Linked DNA regions of Homo sapiens: region 1 is linked to region 2. A link is a loop called in an ENCODE intact Hi-C map of the cell type or tissue named here. Cell type or tissue: B cell. All regions are shown on one strand. Each heading gives the region's core, and the rest is flanking DNA. Links, peaks and the distances in the headings are about the cores only.

Region 1 (16,140 bases), core at 6,867-14,866, 51 kb before region 2:
GATATGAAATTCTGGGTTGAAATTATTTTCTTTAAGAATAATAAATGTTGGCCCCAGTCTCTTCTGGCTTGTAGAGATTCTTCTGACAGGTCCACTGTTAGTCTGATGGACTTTTCATTGTAGGTGACCTGGCCTTTCTCTCTAGCTGCCAACTGTTTTTCTTTCATTTCAACCTTGGAGAATCTGATAATTATGTGCCTTTGGAATGATCTTCTTGTGAAGTATCTTACTGGGGTTCTCTGCATTTCCTGTATTTTAATGTTGGCCTCTCCAGCTAGGTTGGGGAGATTCTCATGGATGATACCCTGAAATATGTTTTCCAAGTTGGTTTCATTCTCCCCATCTCTCTCAGGAACACCAATGAGTCATAGATTTGGTCTGTTTACATAATCTCATATTTTTCAGAAGTTTTGTTCCTTCCTTTTCATTCTTTTTTCTCTATTCTTGTCTGACTATCTTATTTCAGAAAGCCAGTCTTGAAGTGTGGAGATTCTTTTTTCCACTGGGTCAGTTCTGCTATTAATAGTTGTGATTGCATTATGAAATTCTTATAGTGTGTTTTTCAGCTCTATCAAATTGGTTATGTCCTTATCTATACTGGCTATTTTATCTATCAGCTCCTGCATTGTTTTATCATAATTTTTAGCTACCTTGGATTGGGTTTCAATGTACTTCTGTAGCTCAATGATCTTCATTTCTATCCTTATTCTGAATTACATATCTGTCATTTCAGCCATCTCAGCCCAGTTCAGAATCCTTGCTCGAGAGGTGATGTGGTCGTTTGGAGAACAGAAGACACTCTGGCTTTTTGAGTTGTCAAGGTTCTTGCCTGATTCTTTCTCATCTTTGTGGGCTTATTTTCCTTTAATCTTTGAGACTGCTGACCTTTGGACAGCAAAGATCATCCAACCTTTTTTATTTATCCTATTTATCCTATTTGATGACTTTGAGGGTTTGATTGTGGTATAAGGTGGATTCAGCCAACTGACTTCATTTCTGGACAATTTTATTTGGCCAGTATTCCACTCCCAACTCCTGGACTGCATGCTGTAATTCTTTGGGACTTGTACGGGGCCCTGACTTTGTTCTCTGTTTCCTCAGAATTAGGAATCCGCTGTGATGGGCGGGGGGTGGGGGAGGTGGCAGGAGTGGTGCAGTCCGAAGTGCTCCCAGACCACTGGTCACTACACTCCAATGAGTGGTGTCAGCCAAAGTGTTTCATAGTACAGTGACAGGAGGATCTGTCCTTGTTTGAGTGTACCAGCAGCAGTGGTAGTTGAAGCTGCAGCAGAGTACTAGCAGGTGCCGGGGTGCCCACCTCCCTGCAGGCATCCACCACAGTGGCAGAGGCAATGCAACTGCAGGAAAGGAAGGGGGTCCCCTGCTGGCAACTGTGTGTGTGGTCACACAGGAAGTGGTGTTGGCTTAGGGGCAAGGCATTGGCAGGTGCAGGTCTGCGTGCCTTTTCTGTGCAGGAGTGGTCACTCAGGGTGGGGGAGGATCAGCTGTTCTCTGCACAGTGTTAGCACAGGGTGGGATGATGGAGGGAGTGGGGCTGGCTGGCTCTGTGCCCACCAAGGCTCTGTCTGCAATGGCTGTCAGGAGGGAATTGGTGGGGGGTGAATTACACTCCTATATGCTGGTGAGGCAAGGAAAACAAAACCCACCCAGCAGACATGTACCAGCAAAATGATGTGGGGAGTTGCTGTGGGCCCAGAGGAAGCTGCAGTGTGGGGAGGGAGCATGCAGGCTGGTGCCTGGTCATAGGGGCCTCCTCGTTGGAGCTCTCCACTTACTGGTCAGTCATGGTCTGCCAGTGTAGAAGCTATGGTGCAGGCCCACAGAGCACCTGAGGCTGCTTTGCAAGCAGATGTGGCCAGGCCAGGGCCCCAGGAGAGGCCAGAAGACCAACGGTTGCTCAGGTAGAACCAGACTCATCTGATGGGCAAGACCACCCTACAGATTTCAGGACCAACAGTTTCCCTAGGGCTAATGTCTCCTATGGGAGTAAGTTGAGCCTAGGGAAATGGCCATCCCTGGCCATGCTCCACTGCAGATGCTCCTGCACTGAATCCTCTAGGCTCCACACCCGCTGGCTTGCCACCCCTACGGCTTCTCTAAGCAGCTCTTCCTGCCAACTCAAGTGTCCATGGTGGTCAATGGGTCTCCTCCTGCCATGGTTGCAGAGGTCATAGTGACAGTGGGTTGTTCCTTGCCAGTTCAACTCACCCATTTTCCTGGAGCCATTGGAGGACAGGAATGAGTCTGGATGTGCTGTAGCCCCATGTAGGGCTCCCAGCTTTCTCCCACTTCAGTCCAGCTTCTGTGTCTTCCCTCTGTCCACTCTAGGTGCCTTCTGTCTGAACATCTGTTAGGAGCACGCCAGTCATCTGGGTTCCTCATTGAGAACTGTTTCACCTGGCTGCATCTAGTCAGCGATCTTGCCCTCCCCCCAACCAAGATACATTCCAATAAAACTTGTGGATACTAAAGAAAAAGAAAATACCATCTGGATACTCAGCAAAAGTAGCAATGACTTATTAATAATTAGATTATCATCAGACTTTTTGATAGCAGTTATGTGAAAATGTAGTAACTTTTTAAGATACTCAAGAGCGGAAAATGGAACCAAGATTTTTATAGCCACAAAACTGACTTTCGACTATGAAGTGCAAGAACTTCCTGGTGTGGACTGTATATGCCGTCCCAAAATTCATATGATGAAATCGTAACGCCCAAGGTGACAGTACCAGGAGGTGACGCCTTTGGAAGGTGATTAGGTCATGAGGGTGCAGCCCTTATGAATGGCATTAGGGCCCTTATAAGGGAGATTCCAGATAGCTCCCTTTCCTTCTGCCACATGAGGTCTTAGTGAGAAGATGCTGCCAGCAGGCCTTCACCAGAACCCTACCAGGCTGACACACTGATCTCAGACCTCCAGCCTCCAGAACTGTGAAAAATACATTTCTGCTGTTTTTAAGCCATCCAGTCTCTGGTAGTTGGTTATAGCAGCTCATACAAACTAAGACACTTTCCTAAGTCTTCCTGAGGCACCTAGGAGAAATAGTTTCAAACAATCATGATGACTACATCAGTAGCTTATAATTCTTTTGATATCAGGATCCCTTTTTATTCATAAAATTGTTGAGAACACCAAGAAGCTTTAGTTTACATGGGTTATGTAAAGTGACATTTATATTAATTTATTTGTTATTAAATAACAATAACAAACCCATTACATGTTAACATAAACAACACACTTTTATGGAAAATAGCTGTCTTCTCCAGCACAAAAAAATAGTGAAAAAAAAGGAATTATTTTACATTTGTAAAAATCTCTTTAATGTCTGGCTTAATAAAGCTAGCTTGGTTATATATTCTTCTACATTCAAGCTGTAACAATATGTTGTTTTGGCTAAAGCACAAGAGGAAAATCTGGCCTCACTCTTATACACAGTTGGGAAAAGAAGGAAAGTTTCCATAACCATTTCAGCTATCGTAACTGTTCTTCCTTGATAAGACACCAAAACTCAAGAAATGGCAGATTCTTAAAGGTTAGTTGCAGTGTGGAATCTGAAACCTTATATATTAACTTTTCATATTCTGTTGTGTTAAAATTCACTAGTCTATCTTTAAATGGATCTTTATGCATGACTTTGCAATATCATGCATTGATTATTTGTAAATTATTGATTCATGGGTTTACGCAGATTTTTAAAATGTTGACATATTTTATTAAACAATATTTTTTAAGCCATATTTGTTAATATCACCACCAATCTCATCAGAAACATCTTTAAGTAGTGAGAAGCTGTGGCACACGTAAGTTTTCCAAAATTTTAATTTTCTCTTGAAATTCCAATTTCCACTGTCAATATTATTTTCTTTGATGGGATAGGCTCATTTTGTTTATTTTTGAGAAAATTTCTACCAAATACCCAAGTCTGAATAATCACAGTGTGCCTTTCAGTCATTCTTTCAAGGAAAATGATGACCCACTAAAAAAAAAATGTTTAACTTCACTCACAACTCATGCAATTACATAATGGCTTTTCCACAGGACAACTGCCTTTCCATCAGTATGCACCAGAAATGCTGCCTATGTTCTTACACTGACTATTAAACAGATGTGTGCTTGAGGTTTAAAATTTAGTAAACTAATGATTTTATTGCTTCATCAAGGTCACTGGCTTTTGCTTTTTTTTTTTTTTTTTTTTTTACTGTAAGCTTATGGCAGTGAAGAACATGACCTACCTGTACAGCTTGGTGTCACCACCTTGATTTGTGCTCAGGCACTAACAGTTTCACGTGACCACCATAGATTTCTGTACCAATATGTAAATAATACAGTGAAAAAGGCAAATAACATCTTAGTATTAGTACAAAAATAGCTTGACTTCATAGGCCCCTTGAAGGGTCCCAGGGACCCCCAGGAATCCATGGACCACACCTTGAAAACCACCACATGACAGGGATATCAACATAAGGAATGATGGTGAGCATTAAACATATCTCTACTCACAGAACTAAGACTAACAAGGGAGCAAGTAGTCTATGCAATGGTACAGGATCAACTAATATAGACATAGTTCAACTAGAAAGCGGGGGAGAACATAGGTAAAAAGGGAGAACACAGGTAATAGGGAGAATGTAGGTAAAAAGAATTTCAACCGTTTTCAGTAGCCATTTTGGTGGTTGTGTATGAGTGTTATTATCCTTAGACTGCTGTCTATGTTAACTCAGGAAAAGCAAATAAGTATGGACATTCTAATTGTGTCTGTCCCTGTGTCCTTGAAAACCAGAGTTCTTGGTATAAAAGAAAGGAGATGCAGAAGTAATATAGAGAAGACTGATTTTTTTTTAAGATGGAGTATTGCTCTGTCACCAGGCCGCAGTGCAGTGGTACAATCTTGGCTCACTGTAACCTCCACCTCCCAAGTTCAAGCGCTTCTCTTGCCTCAGCCTCCCGAGTAGCTGGGACTACAGGCGCGTGCCACCACACCCAGCTAATTTTTGTATTTTTAGTAGAGACGGGGTTTCACCGTGTTGCCCAGGATGGTCTCAATCTCTTGACCTCGTGATTCGCCCGCCTCGGCCTCTCAAAGTGCTGGGATTACAGGCGTGAGCCACCGTGCCTGGATGACTGATTTTTTTAAATGTATACATGTATAAATGTTTTATTGCCATTGAACAGGCTGGACACAATGACCATTCCTATCTATTTAGGCTCCCCCACTGCCCCTCTCCCTGCTTTCTTTCCATGTCCTGACCGAAAAATCACAGAATGCCTCTGTGACCCAGCCAGCTGCAGGTTTTTCCCAGCAGGCTCGAACCCAAGCCAAGGCCTTGAACACTCCCAGGCACTGATAAACGTATCTAGGTTGTTTCTCTAAACACTGAAACTTTGTCCCAGCCCTGAGCCAGGTTCCTTAAACCTTCATATAAGCTCCATACCCTGACCCCCTCGCTGCAGACATACCTAGGCAGAACATCCCTTTTCTCTTGCTGTCTGCAAGGACTCCTGAAGCCCTCTGTAGGTAAATTCCCTAAACAAATGTTTTGGACTGATCACCCTGGCATTTAGTGCTTCTTTCTTTGAATCCTAACCCACACCATCTCAGAATGGTTTCAGGAACTTCCTTGTGGTAACTCCCTTGACGCCACTTTTGAGGTGACTCCAGCAGCGGGTTCAGTGGGACAAAACACCCTAACGCTGGATTATAGTCTTAAATGTCATTTCCCACTAAACTAAACCAGGGATTTCTGGAAAAATGGCTACCTCCAGGTCTGGCCAAGAAATGAACAAGATGAACCAGAAACATGTTGTCATCCCAGATAACAAAGAAATTATCAAAAGAAATTTGCGTCAAAAGAACTCAGTTTCATTTTTAGCCACTTGAAGAAGTTTTCACTCACCAAAAATGTAGGATATAAGCTTTAACAAGCATAAAAATTGCAATAGAGTAAAACCTATCAAACATTTAAATCCTTCTGTTTATAATTATTTAAAGAATGAAAAGTAAAACCTGATTGGCCATCTGTAGGTTTTATTAATAGTAGGAAACCAATTTGCTAACTTGAAAACTGGTAAATAAAAGGAGAGTCAAACACTGATCCTGCCTTTCCACTGTACCACTAAGTAGCCCACTAGTAAGTGGAGGGAAGTGTCTCTTCACTAGTAAATGAAGGGAACTGTCTCTTTGTAGCATTAATAAAGCATATAAATGAAGAAAAAATGACAGAATACCACCATTTAGCAATCCCCAATAAATTAACAGACCTAAGCAATTAGTATCAATGGTTGCTAACATCACAAAAAGAAACAGCTGGAAATTATGTCTCTCATGGTGAAAGGCCACAACACCACGTATAGATTTTCCAAAGGAAAAGATTGAACCAGAGTCTGATCCAGCCTCTGCATCCAGATGCCAATTTGCGGGAGGCACAGAAGGCAGAGGATGTGTTACACTGCACCATGTGTACGCAGCCAGCAAAATCCAGAGTGTGGGAAACTCTACAGGTCAAATGGATTGAGCTTTTCAACAGATTAATCATAAGGGGGAAAAAAAGGCTGATGGGGGAGAAACCAGTGAAGTATGAGAGACGTAAAAGACAACTAAGCTGTGGCGTCCAGGAACACATACCTGGGGGACTAGACTACAAAGACATGAAAGAGGTTACAATAAAATCAGGATATGGTCACTTTCGAGGGGAAGGAGAGGCTTTGATTGGCCTGACGTACAGAGACTTCCGCTGGAGCTGGCAAAGTCCTGTTCCTTGACTTGATTACAGGGGTTTTTCTTAAATAATTCACTAAAATGTACATTTTTTGTATCTCCATTTTATTTGACAATAAAAGGTTTTTAAAAACAGTGAAAAGGAAACAGTGACTACCTGAGCATTTGTCTTCTGAAGACTGTGGAGACTGCAGTTGGAAGACAGAAAGCTTTGGAGATCATGACTTATAGGAGTAGGGCTGGACCACAGAAAAGTAAATGATTTGGGGCTGGAAGGAGTAAGGTCTCAGGGGAGTTTCTGGACAATGCCCTTGGCAATGGGGATTAATGATGTACACGTAGAAGGGAGAAGGGCAGATGGGTGGGAGATGCATGATCTCAGAACACAGAGCTCCAGAATCAGTTCGGGCTCCTCCAAGGATCAGGGAAGAGAGTTATTCCCAGAACATTGACCTCATGAATGTCCTTTACCTCACCCAGGGCCCAGACTACTCATCACTACTTCAGGCTCCAGAGAGAGAAGCTTCAGTGAGGACCTTAGCATGACTGAGGGAGCAGAACAGCTCTTGAGACCTGGAGGCACAGTGATGAAGGTCTCAGGAGGCAGCCTCACCACCCCCCACAGCCGTTCCAGAGACTCAGGGGACAGTCCCATCCAGACAGCAGCAACCTTACTCCTCCCTACCCCCATGTCATCTCCCTCTGGCCAAAGAACCGGGAGAATGATCTGCCACTCAAAGACAAGGAAAAAGAGACATTACCTCATTACCAGACATCTGCGTCCTCACATATCCTGGAAAGAAATCGAGAAAAGAATGGATTGCCCCAATTAGGACCCAATATGATTATCCCGAGGGAAGAACAAATGGCTGGCAAGGTCAGCACTCTCTCTGCTTATCCCATTTCTAGCTTCAGAAAAAAATTATCCCGGTGATCCCTGAGAGGCACAATCAGCTTTCCTTGCCTCAGATCATTGACGTTAGGGAAGGTGGGAGTGGGGAAGGTCTGGGACAGGTGGCAGGGCACTCCTCACAGGCTCATTACCTTTCTGAGCCCTTAGCTGGATGACGATTCCCACCAGAAGGAAGATTAGCCCAAGTAGGAAGGCTGCAATGCCACTCAGCATCTTTCTCCAAGAATATTCAGACTGAGCTCCTATGGGAAACAGGTCTTTAAATTAGTAAAAATATCCCAATATTTAAAGCACTTTCTTGGAATCCCAGAATCTGTACTAGACACCAAATCCAATGCTAGCTAGAGAAAAATAAATAAATTTAGAAAAGGTTCTTCGAAACCAAAGTTGGCACCCATGGAGTTACCCCCCATCGGTTACAGATTCTCACAGCCCATAAGAATGCCTCCTAAATACTAAGACCAAAGAATTAGAGGACACCAGTTCATAGGGTTGGAAGCACATAATGAGGTGATTAGATCTCCTCATTTCTTGGAAGATATGAGGATAGATATCTGCCATGTTTTCTCCCACCCTAACCCAAGGACTCTGGTTTCTGTGACTGTCCCAGATCAAGGGAAAGAATAATTCATGTTGTGACCAAGATAAACGCAGAAGTGACACAGGCTCTGTATTGAGTCAGTATAGTCCTGAGTCAGGCCCAGAGAGTACTAGAAACTAATTCTCACTCCACTCCACAGAAACAGGGCTCAGCAGGCTGGAGTGATCGACAAGGCAGGTGTAGACATGTCCAAGTTCAGGAGTCATTTCTAGCATCACCACAGTCTGAAAGGTCCAGTCTCCATTCCTGATAGGGCCAGTGGACATGACCCCAGCTCTCTCCTCCTGCCCATTCAGGAACCACTTGATCTTGATATCCCCTGGATAGAAGCCTGTCACAGAGCAGTGCAGCAGATTATGCTGGTGCAGGAGTGGGGTCCTCTCTGGGTACACTGTCACCTCTGGTTGCACTAGGAAGGGAGGAAAAATGAGACACCGTGAAAGAAAACCACCAAGCTGGGACAGGAGATTCTTTAGGGACTATCACTATGTCTAATCTCTTTCCCAGATCACCCAAGTGAACACAAAGTATAGGCAAGTCTCAGCCCCCAAGATCAGTAACAGGGTATGTCAATGCCTGTCAGGAGGATTTAGACTTTCTGAGGTACTCCCACAATTACTGCTTCTCTTTGAGGGCACAATAGCCCTCGAAGTCCCTGAGAACCTTGGGGGTCTGAGACCAAGATCACAGTGGCTGACTTGTGAGGATAATATATCACAGCTGGGGCCAGAACATCTACACAGACAACCATTTATCCTAAAGCAGAAAATTGCTTGTAAGAAAGAAGAGCCATGGCCAGGTTCACATGGGGGACATTCCTGAGCCCCGCCAGACCTCAGCTTCCAGCTCACCTTTTCTCCCCACAGTGAAGGGTGCGCCCAGCCTGTAGTTGTGTCTACAGACCCCATCCACGGCCTGTCTGCTCCTCTCCAAGAGATCCAGCCGGCTGTTCCACTGCTCAGCATCTGGCTGCCCCAGCTTGGTCAATGCCACAAACATCCCCACATCACTGTCGAAACGTACATACTCCTCCAAGTTAAAGATGAATCTGACCACAAACTGCACCTTTTCTGTCCCGTTGGTGAAGTAACAGTCAGCCTTTGCCTGAATCACAAAATCTTCTGGAAAACCAAAACCAAAACCATGAACCAGCCCCCTCCTCTGGGAAAACCCATGCCTGGTAAATTACGTCAGACCACATGGATCTAAGAGGAGGCCTTTGACCTCAGTATGCTCAAAAAGCACAGTGTCAAGTGAGAAAAGAAACAGAATGGGATTCAACAGAGAATGACATTTATTAAATTTTAAAAACACATAAAGAGCAATAATGCTACATATTTCTAAAAGCCACTCTCATACTTAGAGACTTACCAGACACGTTTAGAATGGATTCTCTAGGGAGGGGAGAGAATGAGAACGGAGGCAAGAGAAGAGACGAGAGAGTCTTGCACTACTGCCAATAATTACAATGTGCTGTGAACTCATTGGGTAAAATTAAACCAATCCTATGCACTTAAGAACAACAACTACAATAAAAAGGAAATTCAAATGGAGTTAATAATGTAGGTAAGTCAGGAAGGACGTCCTGAAGACATTGCATCTAAGTCAAGACTTGAAAGATAATTGCTATTAATGTTGGGTTGTAATTTACTTTCCTTTCTAAGTTCAGAAGCCTCCTCCAACTCTGAACTGAGCCATAAGAATGACCTTCCTGGGTGAACCCCACTTATCCCTCACTCAGTAGCTAATTTCAGATGAAGTTCCAGCCTGTAATTTCTCAGCATGTATACTCTTCTCTATTTCCTCTAGTAGTCTAAACCAGGGGGGAAATCTGAATTTTTCATCATCATTTAACATCTGTGCTGATTTTTTTTTCAGTTGTATTGTTTAATGGACATTATAAACTCAGGGCGGTTTCTATTCTCTGAGAATAATGATCTCTCCTGGCCAGGTTTGTTCCTCTTTTGTATTTAATGAAACTAACATGCAAAGGGGATTCTGTTCTTAGCACATTACATCCTGTTTCTGCTCATTAATATGTGCTTTCATCTCACATTGCTTCATGGCTGCATATTCTGTCACCTGTGCTAGAAAAATAACAGTGACAAGTAACTTGTACCTGGTAGCCGGAGGACAAGGACAATGTATTCTATTCAACTTCTCTTACTTCTCAAAACTGTTTAGTACAATTCTGACAATATAATAGTGGCTTAATAAATGACAGAAGGAGCAACCTTTGTTTCCAGTTTCATTTGTCCACATATACCCCAACTGAGATTTGTTTCCGTGTCCTGACCAAAAAATCACAGATTGCCTCTGTGACCCAGCCTACTGCAGGTTGTTTCTCCCAGCAGGCTCGAACCCAAGCCAAGGCCTTCAACACGCCCAGGCACTGACTGAGGTTGATACACACAATAAGGATCCTAAACAAGACACAATGTTTCCCTCTTCCTGCCTCCCTACCCCTTGAATAGGTGGCTCTGGTATATGAAGTCCATCCCATGTAAAGAGGCAAGGCGTACCTTTCTGCCAAAGGGAAGAACACTGTTCTTTGAAACCAAAAGCCACTTCCAGTCTGGTCTGTGGCCTGGACTTACAAAGAAAGGCATCACTCCCCCATGCCAATTCTTGCATACACACTGGAAAAAAACAATTGCTCTGTTCTTACCTGGAGAGTCTGTGCCTTGAGTCATGGAGGAATCCAGTCGGGTCAGATTCACTAGCAGAGCCACCACCCAGGGGACCCACCCAGAACCCATTCTGGAGAAAGGAAAAAAATGAGATAGTAAAATCGTCAGCCTCTTCAGAATGAGCTCATAAAATTCAGTCAGAAAGTACCCATTAAGAGTATAAATCGCTGTTTTTCTGGCTTCCCCAGGATTGGAAACTCCTCAGATTGACAACCAATCAAGATAGAAGAGTTTTGCATCATCAGGTACTGGGTAGGATACTTTCACAAAGTTGTGTCATACAACTCAACCATTGTTTGCCTGCAGAATCACTGACAGTAATTTAGGTATACTAAAAATGGGCTGGGAGAAGAAGTAAAAATATATGTTTGACATATTATGGGGCCCTAGAAGAACTAGGCAGACTGTTTATTATGTATTCTTCTATTCCCTGGCCTGTTCTGACCAATAGGTCTCCCTTCTTATTGGGTGTTGACATTGCCGACAGGCAGTGTGTAAATTAAGAAGGAATTAAGAGTATGTAAATTAAGCATTCTGAAGCATATGCCTCAAGAAGATTTAGTAAAGGGATTATCAGAGAAGAAATAGAAGACATAGAGAACATTTGGAGAGTACGATTTCCTATAAGCCAAAATGACCACAAAAAAAGAAAAGAAAAGAAAACATGGAAAGAGAATTCTCAAAGAATAAAATTTTGCAAAAAGGCTCACCAGGATACAATCTAAGAGAGCATTATTGTGTTTTATGGTTAGTAGGGCACCAATAACCTTCAAGAGGACAGCAGAGTGTTAAAGGTAGAAGCCATATTTCAAAAGAATGAATTGGAAACAAGAAAACAAAGGCCGCAGATTAAAACAGTCTTTCAAGAATTTTGAAAGTGAAAACAAAGGAAAAAATGGGATACACTTTAGAAAAAAACAACACTAAGAAAAAATACTTTTCTTGGGTTTTTTAAATTGACACGTAATAATTGTACATATTTATGGGGTACAGCATGATGTTCCAACACACCTATACATTGTGTATTGATCAAATCAGGGTAATTAGTATGTGATATATATACATGATGGAATACTATTCCGCCATAAAAAAGCATGAAATCCTGTCATTTTCAACAACATGGGTGAACCTGGAGGGCTCTATGTTAAGTGAAATAAGCCAAGAACAGAAGGACTATATTACGTGATTTCACTCATATGTGGAATCTAAAAAAGTTGACCTCATCGAAGTAAAGAGTACGTTAGGAGTTACCAGAGGCTGGGGAGTCAGGGGTAGAAATGGGTAGAGGTTGGTAACAAGTACAAAGTTACAGTTAGACAGAAGGAATGAGTTCTGGTGTTTTGGGAAAAGAAACTTTTAAGACAGGAGAGACTTCAACAAGGTTGCAAGTGAAGTGCAAGGTATCTGTAGAAAGGAGAAACTGAAGAGAAAAAAGAGAAGAAAGGGGACATTTTCTCCAAAATGCTGTGGTCTGAATGTCACTCAAAATTCAAGTGTTGCAATTTAATCACCAATGTGATAGTATCAAAAGGTGGGCCCTTTAGGAGGTGATTAAGTCATGAATGCAGAGGCCTCCTGAATGGGATTAGAGACTTTAAAAAGGGCTAGAGAGAGCAGGGATGATGGCTCATGCCTGTAATCCCAGCACTTTGGGAGGCTGAGGAGGAAGATTGCTTGAGGCTAGGAGTTAGAGACCTGCCTGGAAAACATAGTGAGACCCCCATGTCCAAATAAAATTTAAAAAATTAAAGAAATAAACATGGTGGCATGCACCTGTGGTCTTAGTTACTTTGGAGGCTGAGGTGGGAAGACTACTTGAGCCCAGAAGTTCAAAGTTGCAGTGAACCATGAATGCACCACTGTACTCCAGCATGGGTAACAGAACGAGGCCCTGTCTCAATCAATCAATCAGTCAATCAATAAAAATAGAAGGGCTGGAGGCAATAGCTTGGCACTTTTGCCCTTCTGCCTTCCTCCTTGTGAGGACTGTTACACTGGAATGATTTGACTCAAGTGTTTAGTTAAGTATTCTTTCAGTAAAACCTAGACAGTAAAACACTATCTTTAAGCAAATAAAACCAAAAGTGCAAATTGTAATTCACCATCTATGTTATTATTATTTAAAGGGCAATGTTTACTCATCATTTCACATCATCTTTCAGCATGAAATGTGCCCCTGATTTGCCTATACTGTGCATGTTAAGAATGAACCCAGGGTATCATGGTAACCACAAGTTCACTTCAGTGACTTTTTTCAGGTCGATGGCCAAGGCATCAAATCTTCCAGGGCCATGACCTTGAACTTCTAGCTTCCAGAACTGTGAGAAATAAATTTCTGTTCTTCATAAATTACCCTATCTCGTGTATCTTGTTACACTAACACAAATGGACTAAGACAGAGAGCATAAGGCTTGGGGGAAGAAGGGTACACTTCTTCAGATAAAAGAATAAAGACAGGACGATTAGCAGGGGATAAAGGGGAATGAGGAAGTTCCATTTAGATGGTTGCAAGGGAGTCAGCTGAGAACAAGGCAAGATCTGTCAAAAAGGAGTTGGAAGAAAATATATTTGATAACTAAGAAGAGCAAGAAGTGGTCTGTAAGTGAGTTTTTAAAGTTTTAATTAAGCAGGATTCAGAAAAGAGAGGTGAGATGCAATTGTGCAACCTTTTACTGTTCTATGACCCTTAGTAAATGCCCTTGGTTAGAGGCCTGGATCAGACCAATCAGAAAAATAATTTCTTCTCCATGGGAGATTATAACAGGTAAAGAAAAAGAGAGCAAGACGTGGAAGACATCGCTAGTGTTCATCCTCTAATTCCTAGGCCCATGGAAAACGAGAAACTAGACTTCCTACTCTCCTGGAGCTGTGTGACTCGTTCTCACCAATGGAAAGTGAACAAAAGGTTCCTGGTCAAAGAATTTAACTCCTCGTGCATGACTCTTCTCCTCCTCCCCTACCAAGTCAACCAAGACAGCCTTGTGTTGAGATGGCACAATCCCAGTAGAAAAGCAGTCTAATTAGCTGAGTCACCATGAAGAGCAGCTGCCCCAGGGAATCACTCACACCTACAACACACTCTGTATGAATGAGAAACAACTGTTCTTTAAAGAAGGTACTGGCTTGGTTACCACAGCCTGGCCTGACTTGACTTAACTGCTACAGGACAGGAGCTAGGAGGCTGACCCCTCTCCCTCCACATCTCTCATGTAAATGTGACGATTCATGAAGTGGAAGGCTGGCCACAGGCTTACTGGTAGACCCCCGAGTACAAGGCATTTGACCCTGGTTTTGAGTACTCCTCCTCCAGGTGGATGGCTGTGGAGCTCACACTGGCGAGGGCTTGTGTGGAGCCGAGGATAAGGAGGCATCAGAGGGCACTCAAGCCACTGGGTCTAACTTCCTCCCTTCTTCCTGCCCACACCTACCTTAGTCTTTCCCAGATGTTTTATTGCATTTGGAAATGGAGACAAACACTCAACACAGGCTAAGTGAACAAGGACACGGCACGGAGATGATCAGATGCAGTAACAGCATGAGCGGGTGGAAGAGGCGTGTGTCCCCTTCTTTGTAGACAGCACCATGGCTGGCTTCTGCAGCTTCCCTCAGAGCTGAAGGAAGGGCCATGTGGAGAGGAGAGGAAGGGCCTAGACAATATGGATCAAACGGGGGCCTGTATTTAGATTTAGAGGAGAGAGGGGGTTGATAAATGGCAAGGGATGTGGGGATGGGGAGGAAGTGGAGGATATGGCGCTGGACCAGAAAGTTAGGAGGGCTGCTCTTTCTTCTCTGTAAATGTGTCTAAGGCTCACAAACTCTAAAATCTGACTTGCCTACATAATAATAGCTAATGTTTGTCAATTGCTTATTATGAGTTCATTTTCTAAGCATTATATAAATGTGTGCGTGTGTGTGTATGAGAGAGAGAGAAAGAGAGAGAATCATCACACAAAACCCTTTGCAGTAGATACTATCATGATCTCCCTTTTACAGATGAGGTAAGGATGGAATGAACCAAAGTTCACATAACTAGTAAGTCCCTAGGCTATACTTTTTCTGTCACACTGTATTTCTTGGGAAGCCAGGGAAACTTTATTCCTACAGCTTTAGCATTCCGGTAATGATAAGGTACACAAAAAGGGAAAATAACCAAGGAATTTCATCATAGCTGTTTGGTGTCAGGACAGATCTCTGTAAGGAAATCATATCCTACCTAACCAAAGGAAATCAGTGATCTCACATGACAAGCAAGGAATGGCATAGAGCCTGGCATGGGAACTAAGAAGAGAAAGCAATAAGCTTCAGTTAGCAAGCTATGGATCTCCTTAGATGGCCTCTGGTACATCTTAAATAAACTGAAGCATCAGATTCACCCCCATTAGAAGCGTTTTTGAGTCATTTTCTGTGCATAGTGTCAGTGTCTACGATAGAAGGGCCTGGGCTTATCAGAGACACTGTTCAGTTCTGGGGAGACAAGAGGAAAAAGATGTGGTTTTCTTCCTTTCTCCTGTATTTATGTTTTTGTCTTCTACTTGAACGAGCCTGAAAAATAGGGCAGGGTGTTTTGATCTTTTTTTCCTGCCTGACTTCAGCCAGCAGCCCTCCCTAAATAGCTACAGGCTCCTCTGTGATTTTTCACTCAAGCTCATATTTTGCTTCTCTCTTTTCTTTCCTTCCCCTTTCTCTGAGGAGTGAGAGAATTTGGGTGTATGTGTGGTTGTTTTTTGAGGGTGGCATAAAATTATTATTCTCCCTATTGCCTGACACAAATATCCCTTCAACTGCTATTTTGGTGACTTTGACATGGAAGTAAAACGTACATCTCAATTCATTTTCTTCCTTCTACTTCCTCCTAACACATCAACATAATCCACACTGCCCTGGAGGAGTTATGAAAAATATTCTGAGTTTCTAGGTAGAATATTAAATCATACTTTTAGAGAACACATTGTTGAGCTACAGTTTAATTGAAGGAATTGTACTAGGCTAAGAATTTTGCCAGCTCAAAATACTGGTTTAATTCTTTCTCAGTGGTGATTGACGTCTCAAACCAGCAAGAGGTGTAACATGAGGGGAAGGGGCTGGGGAAGAGGGAAAGGATGTAAGAAACAAAAGAAATAGTTAGAATTTGGGGTGTCCAAAGCAAACTCATGATCCCACCTAGTGAGAATCCATTTGGAAACTGAGGAACCAAAGGCT
Region 2 (14,231 bases), core at 291-8,290:
TGAAAAAGGGGGAACAGCTACAGATATGACACAGATATAAAGCATAGAGTGTTATGAACAAGTATATGCTAATAAATTTGAAAACCTAGGTGAGATAAGCAAATTCCTAGAAACATTTAATCTATCAAAATTAGCACAAAAAGAAATACAAAACTTGACTATACCAATGAGTATTAAAGCAATTTTTAAAGTTATCAATGGCATCTAATAAAAAAATATATTTTTGAAAATGCCCAGATGGTTTCACAGATGAGTTCTATCAAACATTCAAGGAACATGAAACTTCTATATTATATACTTTTTCCAGAAAACAGAAAAAAACTAAACCTGATTAGCTAATTTTATCAGCCGAGTGTAATCTTGACTCCAAATTGAGTTGTGGAAAACTCAAGGAAAAAAAAATAATAGACCCATTTCACCTTGAACACAGATGGGAGAAAAAAATAATTATTTATGAACCGAATTCAACAATATTACAAATAATAATACTGGGAGGCCGAGGTGGGAGGATCGCCTGAGGCCAGGAGTTCAAGACCAGCATTGTCAACATACTGAGATCCTGTGAGATCCTGTCTCTACAAAAAATTAAAAAATTAGCCAGGTGTGATGGTGAGCACCTGTAGTCTCAGCTACTAGGGAGGCTGAGGCAGGAAGATCATTTGAGCCCAGGAGTTTGAGGCTGCAGTAAGCTATGATTGCACCACTGCATTTCGGCCTGTGCAACAGAGCAAGGCCCTGTCTCTAAAAATATGTATAATAATAACAATAATAATAATGATTATGCTAATAATGATACATCAAGATCAAATAGGGAATCCTTGGAATACTAGGGTGGTTCAATATAATAAAACATATTGTTGCTATAATTTACCATATTCATAGAAAAGTCATTTCCTTTGCTCAGTCTATTAATAAAAGACATTTGGTAAAGTATATCCATTTGTGATTTTTGAAAAACAGTTAAGGAAGCAGGAATCAAAACTTTCCTATTTTGGCAAAGGTTATAATCCAAAAAATCTGTAACCACTAGTATACATAACGGAAAAACCTTGGGTATCCAAGACAAGAATGTTCACTATAATTACTAGCTTATCATAGCACTAAAGCCTATGGGCAACATAACAAGACCCCATTTACCAAAAATAAATTTAAAACATTTTAATTAGCTGGCATGGTGGCATGCACCTGTAGTCCTACCTACTTGGGAGGCCAAGGCAGGAAGATTGCTTGAGCCCAGGAGTTTGAGCTTACTGTGAGCTGTGATCACACCACTGCACTCCAGCCTGGGTGACAAAGGAAGACCGTATTTCTAAAAAATAAAAAATACAAATACAACTACAAACTAGCACTAGACCAACAGTGACTATGTACCATGAACTGAGGAATATTATTAATTCCACCATTTGCATCTGAGGTTAACAATATGTCAATGACTTAAATAACATCATATCTCTGAGAGTAATTTCTCCTATATTTCCATGACAAATGTTAGATAATTTTCCATTTTTTCCATTCAATAAAATAAACAGGAAATATAATTAAAGAGTTCAATTGAGGATTGGGATTTAGAAAGGAAGGCAGGAATTAAGAATAATCCTTAGTTCTCTTCCTAATTTGCACCTCTCTCACTGATACACATGTATTATTTTCTTTTTATGTCTTTTAGAATCTAATAAACATGTTTTATATTATATAACAAACTAGAATATATGGATTATCTTTGGTCTTCCTTACCAAGTTCTTAACTCTGCTGGCTCTGGGGCACTGGACATACCATGTAAGAAGAAAAATGTTTTAACTCCATTGAACTTATTCAGAAGCATCGGAAATTGGTTCAGCAATATTCAACTTTGCCCAGCAATGTTTATGAAAGTTTCATATATAGTATAGTATAAGTATGTGTAATACAGAATTTATGTTCTCAAAAATGAAGAGATAAAGTATGGAGATTCTAAACTCTGTTGACATAGAAGAGGGTGGATTTCTCGAAGAAACAGCCTTCTATAGAAAGTGGCTTGTATGAGTCGGGATTCTCCAGAGAAGCAGAACCAATAGGATGTTGGCAGAGAGAGATTTATTTTAAGTAATTGGCTCATACTACTGTGGGAGCTGGCACGGTCGAAATCTGCAGGTAGGCTGGAGACCCAGGAAGAGCTGATGTTGCGGCTTGAGTCTGAAGGTGGTCCAGAGGCAGAATTCCCTCTTCCTTGGAGGACCTCAGTCTTTGCCCCTAAGACCTTCAACTGATTGGAAGGGCCACTTACATTATGGAGGGTAATCTGCTTTACCCAAAATCTATTGATTTAAATGTAAATCTCATCTAAAAAATACCTTCACTGCAATATCTAGACTGGTATTCAAATGTCTAGAAACCATAGCCTAGCCAAGTTAACACATAAAATTAACTATCACTTGGCTCAAGGTGAAACTTCCAGATCAATGTGGCAGGAGTGTTGAGGAAGGAAGTGAACTCGGTTCTAACCAAGTAGGACAGCCGAATCATCACTGAAGTGTGGCACTGGCCTTTCGCCAAGGTAACATGTGGCAAGGTTTTAGGTTAGGATAGGTACCAGGCAAAAGCTGGGTGACTCGATGGAGGCTTTTGTGCCAACCTTCAGAGACTGGCTGCGTCAGACTGCCCTCAAGAGCATACAAAGGAAAAAAAGACAAATTAAAAGCCTTTAATCCAAACTCAAGACATGAATGAAAAACTGTAAATGCCTCTATAGCAGTTTTAAAGGCTATCTTTTCTCCTGCAACCCAGCACAGATATGGCTGAGGGTCAAGCCCGGGGGCTTATGATAAAGGTTATGAAGTTGTAGAAATGTTTGTTGCATCATCCAACAGCAGCTGTTGTGATAAGGCAAGACCCCTGGTTGGGATAGACCGGACCCTGAGATATGAAATAGGGACATATGAGCAGACACAGAGAAGTCTGAGTGAGAACTATGAATCACCGCACCCCCTGAGGGTCCTTGCTGGAAGAAGCAGACTCACCGTATTAGTTACCTATTGCCATGTAATGAATGACACCCGCTTAAAATAACAGACATTTACTATAAGGTGTTACTGGGACAATAGGGGATTTTTTAATATGGATTGTGTGTTTGATAATATGGTATCAATTTTAAGTATCTTGGGGGTGATGACAGTATTAGGGTTTTGCAGGAGAAATGTCCTTATTCTTAAATTATACATGACAAAATATTTAGGGGTCAAGTGGCATAATTTCCACAGATTACTCTCAAATTGTTTAACAAAATGGTTCTTCAACAGTAAATGGATAAACAAAACGTAGTCTATTCGTGCAACACAGTACTATGTAAACAATGAAACTTCATCAACTACTGAAAATGTAACAACATGGACGAATCTCATAGAAACAATATTAAGTGAAGAAGCCAGACTTGCAGAAATACATACTGTATGTTTCCATTATCTATTGCTGGGCAGCACACCAACTCCAAACTTAATGGCTTAAAACAAAAATAATCATTTTATTATCTCTCATGAATCTGTGAATTACTGGACTTTAAGAGCCACTGATGTAGTCCATGAACCAAAACACATATTCACGGCAGCCACTCCACCCAGCACCTCACACCTGTGATGTTTACTGGCTGCCCATGGGATTTGAACACCTTTAGAGTACTGTGAAATTTCCCCTACCTTTTGAGTCCTGCCTCCCTAAAGTGGAAACCAGAAAGCTCACTTCCCCTAGCCTTCTTTGAAGCTAGAGCACCTAAGTTCCACCAATTAAATTCATCCACCTAAGACTTCAGTTACAAAGGGGCCACAGGAGGAACCAGGGTGTGGGGGTTGCAGAGCACCTTTTACTGTATTTATTTCTCTGGCAAAGGTGACAGAAGAAGCAACTGTCTTTTGGGGAAGCGGTGGGTTTTTTCCTTTTTTTTTTTTTTTTTTAAGTGAAGTTCCTGAAACAGAAGTGGTTTAGGAGGTGTCTTCAGTGGTGGCTGCAGCAACCTCCAGGTCCTAACAACAGAACCAACAGCAGCGTCTAGAAGCCATGGGGCAGCAGCAGTGGTGTGGCTCATCAGACCTGCTCTCTGCGTGGTCTGACCCTGTACATACATGTGCCTCTCATCCGTAGTTCCAGCATTTCCTCTCTAAAGTCTAGTTCTGAGAGAAATTTCTTTGGTAGACTTTTCAAAGTTTTATCAAACTCAAAGAGGGAACCAGCAAGAATACAAGAGCCTTGATCCAAAGAGTATTTGAAAAACAGAGCTGTATCTCTCTGTGAGGAAATAATTTCTAGGCTAGAGATTCAAAATGGCTAACGTGCTAGAGGGCAATAAAATCATAACCTTGGTGTTATCTTCTTTACCGGAGAAAAAGAGAAAGCCAGCATCCCTTATCAGCTCTCTGCTGATTAACCTCTAATCGCACAGGGCTGGCCGGGTTCGTCTTAGGCAAATTACAATCCCTGAAACACTCTGGTTTTGATCAGGCAGAATTATGAGCAAAGGTTCAAGTGTGATATAAAATAATCAAGCACGTACAATTTTGCCTTATTTATAATTTTGAAACACTTTTCCTACACAATTTCTGACCTTAAGGGGCAGAATTAACCAAATAAAACTTTTCAGAAATGCTCTAATTCAGTTCCACTCATTTTATCGTCTCTATTTGGCCTGTTTTAGGGCTAAACCCAGAAGCAAAATCTTCTTCAAAATGAATGTATTGACAGTCACCATGCCAGACTTGGAGTACGAACAAGAGCATCCTTTTACCCTTACTGAAACCTATGTGGTCACTAAAACATATATCAATAATATTTTTAACCTGGACAAAATTAATCTAGAAAATTGAGCTACTGTTTTTTATTTGTCAGCTTTTACCACATTGTGGGTTTGAGACACAGGTAGTTCTTTTGATAGTACAGCGTTAATTTAAAATATAAAAATCATGCCAAACACATCTAATTACTTTTAGCTTCCTTCACAGTAGGCGGAGGAAGGTGAAAAATTAAGCCTTTTGCGCCACCTAGTGGCCAAATGGGTAGTGGCTGTCTAGTGAGAAAAAACAAAGATTTGGGGGCGTGAAAAATAGCTTGACAGTGTTAGTATTCTGAATTCAGGGTATGAGGTTGGAAGAAGGCAACAACAAAAAAGAATTTTCAGAGAAACTGGTCACTTAAGTGCATAGGTACCTGAGAGTGAGCAATTGTTATAACTTTGATATCTCAATAACCAGAGTGACAATAAAACATTTGAAAATAAACATAAAGAAGGTAACAATTATAAGAAACTTTAGGTGTTTCAGAAGCAAATGGTTTTTTGTTGTTGTTTGTTTTTAAAATAATTTAAAAACTTGATGCTATCAGCACAAAGCACTAAAAGTTATCAAGGTATTAAGTGAGAGCATTCTGATAAGAAACCACCGCTAGCTGGGCAGATTATGCTAAAGGGAAAGAAAAAGTTTTTTCTCTGTCTTAAGTGTAGAGTGTATATTCCAAGATCAATTTTAAATTACAAATCCTCTCCTTTTTTGCTTATTAATTCGAATTCATCATTACGTGTGTGTTTTACAGAAATACATATATAGTTGAATGACAATTTTGTTTAAAACTTTCCACTTTAGTTTTAAAACGTAGTTAATCTTATCAATACAATACATGAATGTATATCCACACTAAGTTTACCACCTTAATTTGAGTTTTGCAAAAATTAAATATGGACAAAGGTATATATATAGAAAGCCACTTAGTGACCCAATAATCTTTCTCTCTATGATACACTTAAGAATTTTTTAGACAATAAAAAGTCACTTATTAACTAGCTCAGTGAAAATTAGTCCAAAGTAACAAAATCATTTGAGGCTGCAAAACAACAATATCACTATTGATATTAGGAGTTTTTCAAAGAGGTAAAATTCTAAAATTTTTACATAGAGTGCAAGCTAAGTAGCTAAGTCAAATGACTTGCAATATTTTTCTGAAATTCACAAGAGCCAATAGTTTAAAAAAAGCATCTCATAACATTTAATTAAAAATATACATTTTCATTTAAGTTTGCTTCCCACAAACCACTGACACACTCATTGACACAGTGAATGAGTCTAGTGACAAGAAACAAATCCTTTTTGTTAGGTCACTTCTAACACTCTGCCTCCAACAAAATAAAGAGGACCTATTCAAGCTGTCAGCTATTATATCATTTAAAGTAATTTTGGGAAGGAGGCCAGGCAGGAGGATCGCTTGAGGCCAGGAGTTCAAGACCAGCCCTGGGCAACATAATGAGACCCTGTCTCTATGAATAATAATAATAAAATTAGTCAGGCATAGTTCGATGTGTCATAGTCCTAGATACTCTGAAGGCTGAGGCAGGAGGATCACTTGAGCCCAGGAGTTCGAGGTTACAGTGAGCTATGATCGCACCACTACACTCCATCTTGGGTAATGGGGCCAGCCAAACACCACAGAAAAAACTGCGACTCCACCCCCACCAGCTAAGGTCAAATGAGGAGCCTAGACTTTCACCCTCACCAGGCTGTCATAAGGAACCCAACACTTCAACACACACATGCACACACACCAGGATGGTGTCAGAGAAAGTGAATAGGGAGTCAGGATGGTCATGCCCTCTTGGTGAAAATGTACTCCTTTCCCCAAGCCCCTGAAATGTCAATGGAAACCTAGACTTCCATTCCTCACCCAACAGTAATGAAGCATCTCTTCCCCTCTCCTCTAGGGTGATGTCAGACAATGCCTAATGGAGAGTCAGGATTTTCATCACCACCCAGAGTTAATCCAGCAACCACTCCCTGATACCTACCACTCACTCCTCCACTCCACTGTCCCATCTTGGTGTCAATAAAGGTCATGTGAGGGATAGTAAGTGGCACTCCTCTCCCAACCAACCAGGGAGGTATTAGTGGGCACCTAATAGGGAGCCAGAATTTCTGTCCCCACTCAGTAATAATGGGGACCTATCTGAGGTGTCAATGAAGGCAGAGTGAGAAGCCTGGACTCCTACCCCTACCTGGCGTCATGAAGCTCACCTGCCTACCTGCTGGAGAGGTGTTAAAAGAAGCCAGCTAAAACAGTTTAAATAAGACCAATAGCCTTATAACATAATGCCTGAAATGTCCAAGTTTCAATTGGAAATTATTTGTCATATCAGGAACCAGGAATATCTCAAATTGAATTTTTAAAAGACAATAAAATAGATGCCAAAACGGAAAGAAAAGCCTGATGAAGATTTTAAAGCCACCATTATTAAAATGCTTTGATGAGCAATTAACACTTAAAAGAATGAAAAAAATAGGATGTCCAGTTCAGTGGTTTAAAAAAAGAAAGAAGAAGAAAAGAGCAGAAAAGAAAAAAATAGGATGTTTCAGCATAAAAATAGGATATATACGGAAGAAAACGTGGAAATTTTAGAACTGAAAAGTGCAATAGCCAAAATAAAAAGCCCAGTAAATAAGCTCAGCAGCAGAAGGAGAGAACAGAGGAAAGAATTAGCTACCTTGAAGACACAGCAATAGCAATCACTTAATCTGAACAAAAGAAAGAAAGAAAATACACTGGAAAAAATGGACAAAGCCTCAGGGACCCATGGGGCTATAACAAAAGATTTAATGTTCATGTACTCAGAGTCCCAAAATGAGAGGAAAAAGAGAGTGAAGCTGAAAAAAATTATCAAATAAATATGGTTGAAAACTTCCCAAATTTGGCAGAAGACATAAACCTAGTGATTTAAGAAGGTGAGTGAACCCCAAATAGGACAAACCCAAAGAAAGCCACACCAAAATCATAGTAATTAACTAAAAATTAAAGATAAAAAGAATCTTGAAAGCAGTGAGATAAATGACATCTAACAGGTGAAAAAAATGACAGAGCAAAATTTTCATCAGAAACTGTGTAAGCCCGAAGGAGGTCACCACCTTTTTCCAGTGCTGAAAGGAAAAAAAAATATCAACTTAGAACACTATATCAGCAAAAATATCCAGGGAAATTAAGACATACAGAGATGAGGGAAAACTAACAGAATTTGTCACTAACAGGTCTACCCTAAAAAAACAAAAAGTTAAATTGAGGACAGTTGGAACATCAGGAAGGAAGAAAGAACATGGCAAGAAAAAATATGGGTTAAAAAATGGACTTTACTTCTTCTCTTGAGTTATTTAAATTATAGGATTGAAGAAAAACGTATAATACTGTATCATATGGTTATAAATGTATATAGAGAAAATATTACAGGCAATTATAAATGAGGGAGGGTAAACAAAGAGAGAAGAAATTTCTACACATCACTCAGACTGGTAATTAATGACAATAAATAAGTTACATAAATATAATGTAATACCTAGAACAACCACTAAAAGAGCTATCCAAAGAGGTACACACACATACACACACACAGCTATAGATAAATTAAAATGGAATTTTAAAATTATTTAGGAAGCAATGAAAAAGAAAACAAAGAAATGAAAAACAGAGAGAACAAACAGAAAACAGAAAATAAAATGTCAGACTTAAGCCTGGACATAACAATATTATAGGAAATATAAATCGCCTAAATACATCAATTTTAAGAGACAGAGCTTGGCAGAATAGATTTAAAAATATGACTCTGTCAGGTGCGGTGGCTCACGCCTGTAATCCCAACACTTTGGGAGGCCAAGGCAGGTGGATCACAAGGTCAGGAGATGACCATCCTGGCTAACATGGTGAAACTCCATCTTTACTAAAGGTACAAAAATTAGCCAGCTGTGGTGGCACAAGCCTGTAGCCCCAGCTACTCGGGAGGCTGAAGCAGGAGAATCTCTTGAACCCGGGAGGTGGAGGTTGCAGTGAGCTGAGATCACACCACTTCACACCGCTGCACTCCAGCCTGGGCAACAGAGCGAGACTCCGTCTCAAAAAAAAAAAAAAAAAGACTCAATTATTTGCTGTTTATGATAAACTCACTTCAAATATAATGATATAGGCGGTTTATAAGTTAAAGGATAGAAAAACATATATCAGACAAAAAATAATAAAGGGAGGCTATATTAATATCAAATAAACTTAGAACAAAGAAAATTACTAGAAATGGATAGGAACACTATGTAATAATAAAAGGGTAAATCTACCAAAAAGACATAGCAATCTTAAATATGTATGCACCAAACAACAGGGCTGCAAATTATGTAAAGCAAAAACTGATAGAACTGAAAAGAAAATAGGCAAGTCAACAATGATAGTTGAAGACTTCAATAGTTTTCTCTCAACAATTGATTAAACAAATAGACAAAAATTGAGAAAAAACATAGAAGAATAAACAACATCAAACCATAAGATCTAATCAACATTTATAGAACACACCACCCAACAACAGAAGATACATTATTTTCTTTTTCGTTGCTTTTAGTAGATTCCACGAGATTTTCCTTTTTCTTTTTTCTTTTTTTTCCTTTTATTTTAAGTTCAGGGGTACATGTGCAGGTCTGTTACATAGGTAAACAGTGTCATGGAGGTTTGTTGTACAGATTATTTCATCATCCAGGAATTAAGTCTAGTACCCATTAGTTATTTTTCCTGACCCTCTGCCTCCTCCCAACCTCCACCCTCCAATAGGCCCCAGTATGTGTTTTTCCTCTTTGTGTCCATGTGTCCATCATTTAGCCCCCACTTATGAGAACATGCAGTATTTGGTTTTCTGTACCTGCAATAGTTTGCTAAGGATAATGGCCTCCAGCTCCATCCATGTCCCTGCAAAAGACGTGATCTCATTATTTTTATGGCTGCATAGTATTCCATGGCAGAATACACTTTTTTTTTTTTTTTTTTTGAGATGGAGTTTCACTCTTATTGCCCACACTGGAGTACAATGGCACAATCTCGGCTCATTGCAACCTCTGCCTCCCAGGTTCAAGCAATTCTCCTGCCTCAGCCTCCTGAGTAGCTGAGATTACAGGCACACACCACCATGCCTGGCTAATTTTTTATTTATTTATTTATTTATTTATTTATTTATTTATTTTTTGTATAGATGAGGTTTCACCATGTTGATCAGGCTGGTCTCAAACTCCTGACCTCAGGTGATCCACCCACCTCAGCCTCCCAAAGTGCTGGGATTGCAGGCATGAGCCACTGCACCCAGCCAGAATAACATTTTTTTAAGTGCCCACAGAATATATGCCAAGATAGACCATATCTAAGACAATAAAAGACCAACAAATTTTTTAAATAAAATCATAAAGAAAGTGTTCTCCTACCACAATGGAACCAAACCAGAAATCAACAACAGGAAAATATCTAAACATTTGGAGACAAAACAACACACTTAGAAATACATGGGTCAAGGAGGAAGTCTCAAGGAAATTTTTTAAAAATACACACAATAAACACAACTAAACAAAAATGAAAATATGCCATATCAGAATTTGTGGGATACAGTTATAGTAGTTATAAGAGGTAAATTTAAGTTCCAGGATACATGTACAGGATGTGCAGGTTTGTTACATAGGTAAACATGTGCCATGGTGGTTTGCTGCACATATCAACCCATCACCTAGGTATTAAGACAAGCATGCATTAGCTATTTTTCCTGATGCTCTCCCTCCCTCCAACCTCGCCCCAGACAGACCCCAGTGTGTGTTTTTCCCCTCCCTGTGTCCTTGTGTTCTCATTGTTCAGCTCCCACTTATAAGTGAGAACATGTGGTGTTTGGTTTTCTGTTCCTGCATTAGTTTGATGAGGATAATGGCTTCCAGCTTCATCCATGTCTCTGCAAATAACAGGATCTCATTCCTTTTTATGGCTGTATAGTATTCCATGGTGCATATGTACATTTTCCTTATCCAGTCTGTCATTGATGGGCAGTTGGGTTGATTCCATGTCTTTGCTATTGTGAATAGTACTGCAATGAACATACAAGTGCATGTATCTTTATAATAGAATGATTTGTATTCCTTTGGGTATATACTCAGTAATGGGATTGCTGGGTCAAATGGTATTTCTGGTTCTAGATCTTTGAGGAATTGCCACACTGTCTTCCACAATGGTTGAACTAATTTACATTCCATCAACAATGTAAAAGCATTTCTATTTCTCCACAACCTTGTCAGCATCTGTTGTTTCTTGAGTTTTAATAATCACCATTCTGACTGGCGTGAGATGGCATTTCATTGTGGTTTTGATTTGCATTTGAGAAGTAAATTTAAAGCACTAACTGCATACATTGGAAAAGAGGAAAAGTCTCAAACCAATAATCTAAACTCTCACCTCAAGAATCTAGTAAAAGAATAACAAAATAAAAAGCAAGCAGAACAATGAAACTGAAAACAGAAAAACAAAAGCAAAAAAAAATCAATGAAGCAAAGAGCTGGCTCTTTGAAAGATTAATAAAATTGGCAAACCACTAGCAAGACTCAGAAAAAAAGACGACAGAAGATAGAAGCTACCAACATCAGAAATGAAATGGGATATCATCAAAGATTCTACAGACATCAAAAGGATAACAAAAGAATACTATGAACAATTCTACACACATAAATTTGACACTTAAATTAAATGGATCATTTTCTCAAAAAATATAAAGTGCCACAACTCACTAAATATAAAATAATTCAAAAATGTCTACACCTATTGAGGAAATTGAATTCATAATTTAAAAACTCACAAAAGGAAATATTTAGGAACAAATAGTTTCAATGAAGAATTCTACCAAAGATTTAAAGAAGAATTAACACCAATTAATCTCTTCCAGAAAATAGAAGCAGAGGAAGCATTTCCCAGTTTATTTTATAAAGCTAGAATTACCTCAATACCAAAACCAAACAATGACAATGGGAAGAAAAGAAAACTGTAGACTAATATTCCTCATGATGCAGCAATCTTTAACAAAATATTAGCAAGTGGAATTTACCAACATATAAAAAGAATTATATACAATGACCACGTGAGAGTTATCCCAGGGATGCAAAGCTGGTTGGATATTCACAATTAATTAATGTAATCCATCATATTATAGGCTGAAGAGGAAAATTTACTTGTTCATATCAATTGATGAAGAAAAAGTATTTAACCCACTTTAACACCCATTCATTATTTTTTTTTAATCTCAGAAATATAGGAGTAGAGGAGATCTTTCTTTACTTGATAAAGATCGTCTACAAAAATCCTATGGTGAACATACTTGATTCTGAAAGACTGAATAGTTTCTACCTAAAATCAGGAACAAGGCAAGAATGTCCACTCTCACCACTCTTATTCACAGTGTTGGAAGTTCTAGACAGTGCAATAGGCATGAAAAAGGAGATTAAAGGCATACAGATTGTGAAGTAAGAAATAAACAGCTCCCATTTGTAAGTGACATGATTGTCTATGTAGAAAATCACAAGGAAGCTACAGAAAAACTTCTAGATATGTGATTTCAGCAAATTAACAGAATACAGGATAAACCAGTATCAATTGTATTTCTACATACTCACAATGAACAAATGATACATATATATATATTTTTTTTTTTTCTTTTTTTTTTTTTTTTTTTGAGACGGAGTCTCACTCTGTCGCCCAGGCTGGAGTGCAGTGGCACGATCTCGGCTCACCACAAGCTCCGCCTCCGGGGTTCACGCCATTCTCCTGCCTCCGGAGTAGCTGGGACTACAGACGCCTACCACCATGCCCGGCTAATTTTTTGTATTTTTAGTAGAGACGGGGTTTCACCGTGTTAGCCAGGATGGTCTCGATCTCCTGACCTTGTGATCCGCCCACCTTGGCCTCCCAAAGTGCTGGGATTACAGGCGTGAGCCACCGCGCCTGGCCCAAAAATATAAATATATTATTTACAATTACTCAAATACATGAAACACTTATGTGTAAATCTAACAAAACATGCAAGACTTGCAAGCTAAAAACTATGTAATGCTGGTGAACGATATCAAAGAAGATCTATTCAGTCTCTATCTATGTGGAGAGAAATACTGTTCATGGATTGGAAGATTCAATATAGTAAATATGTCAATTCTCCCCAAACCAATATACAAGTTTAACACAATTCCAATCAAAATCTTTGCAAGATTTGTTAATTATAGGTAGGATTACTCTAAAATTTACATGGAAAGGCAAAGGGACTAGAATATCTAAAATATTCTTTTTTCATATTATTATATTTTATTGTAGTATGTGTAGTGTATACTAACTTAAAGGGAAAAAATGTAAACAAAATGAAAGACATGGGGAAAATGGCATCTTGCTTTAATCTTCAACTTAAAGTTACCCTTAACAATTCATTTATACCATTATGCCAAATTGTAGTCATCCCTGCAGAATTTTAGACAAATGAAAATGGACAAGGTAACACCAAAGAGATTAAGCACAGAAAGTGATATTGATTAAAAAGTTGAAAGTAAAATCTACCTTGGCTGGAACTGAACATTCAGATCCATCTCTAGAGGAAAATCTAACATGAATCATATGGTTCCTATTTTGACTAGTTCATAGCATATCAATTAGCAACTTATGACTTGAAAATACTTTTTCTCAGCTGCATTTGACTACCTAAAATCCTACCGAGCACGCTGTTTGGCATGTCTTACTCCTCTGAAATCATCATCTACTTTCTAAAAACCAGAAAATTAGTTTGCTTGTGATTTAAAATTCAAAAAAGTTTGTAGAAAACACAAAAAGAATCAACTATTTAAAGTCTCATCCTTTTCTTCTCTCTAAAACAGCTACTTCTACTAAAAGAAGAGTATGTGGATACTTTCTAAGAACTCAAAAACGAGAAAACCAAAATCAGAGGGTGCATGAATATATGTGCACAGGTATGTACAGATTTAATCTCTATATTCCCTAAAACATATTTAAACAGGTAATCCCAGCATTCTAAATTCAGAAAGCAAAAATAAACAGTTTTGTTTCTAAATCAGTGGTATTACTAGCTGAAATGTTTAGTAGAATACTGCACCTATAGTTCAGCAGTACTTTGATTATGTACCATTTAAGAAATCAAAATAATAAGCACATTCTTCTAACAGCAAAGAATTGTCCCACTTTTTATTTTGACATATTGATATTTCCATAAACTTGCAAGTGGAAAATAAGCTGTTCAATAAAAGCCTTCTTACATATATAATATACAGAAATTATTTTAGAAGTCTGTTCATATAACAGATTATTTTGGCACTAACAAAAATTGTATACAATCCATCAGTTGTATGGCTAGAAATGAAACCATCACTAAACCAAGACACACAGGGCTTTCCTGCACTTAGTTTCAGGA

The links. A loop is a pair of places that touch in the nucleus more often than their neighbours do. Peaks named below come from ENCODE experiments on the same cell type or tissue, not always from the same donor. Only the 100,000 strongest peaks of a DNase experiment are listed, where the experiment ranks them.
Region 1: a loop joins it to region 2, with 4 times the contacts of the local background. A loop is called at or near these places in 51 of 110 quality-filtered maps.

Annotation. Positions count from the first base shown.
Region 1 is chr6:32,805,942-32,822,081 of GRCh38, forward strand. HLA-DOB (major histocompatibility complex, class II, DO beta) reads right to left here and starts at 11,061. Exons shown (of 6, transcript NM_002120.4): 1 at 10,920-11,061; 2 at 9,103-9,372; 3 at 8,379-8,660; 4 at 7,782-7,892; 5 at 7,499-7,530; 6 at 6,822-7,310. The coding sequence starts at 11,010. The coding sequence ends at 7,275. It also overlaps a transcript of TAP2 not described here. In B cell, for the core only: no CTCF peak of the experiment used is centred there; DNase peaks (open chromatin) are centred at 9,255, 10,230 and 11,130; H3K4me3 peaks cover 3,554 bases; H3K27ac peaks cover 7,036 bases.
Region 2 is chr6:32,863,373-32,877,603 of GRCh38, forward strand. It overlaps the pseudogene PPP1R2P1. Among named protein-coding and RNA genes, the nearest start is that of PSMB9, 16 kb to the left of the region's middle. In B cell, for the core only: CTCF peaks have their summits at 5,010 (motif pointing left) and 5,214; DNase peaks (open chromatin) are centred at 3,879 and 4,999; H3K4me3 peaks cover 884 bases; H3K27ac peaks cover 3,080 bases.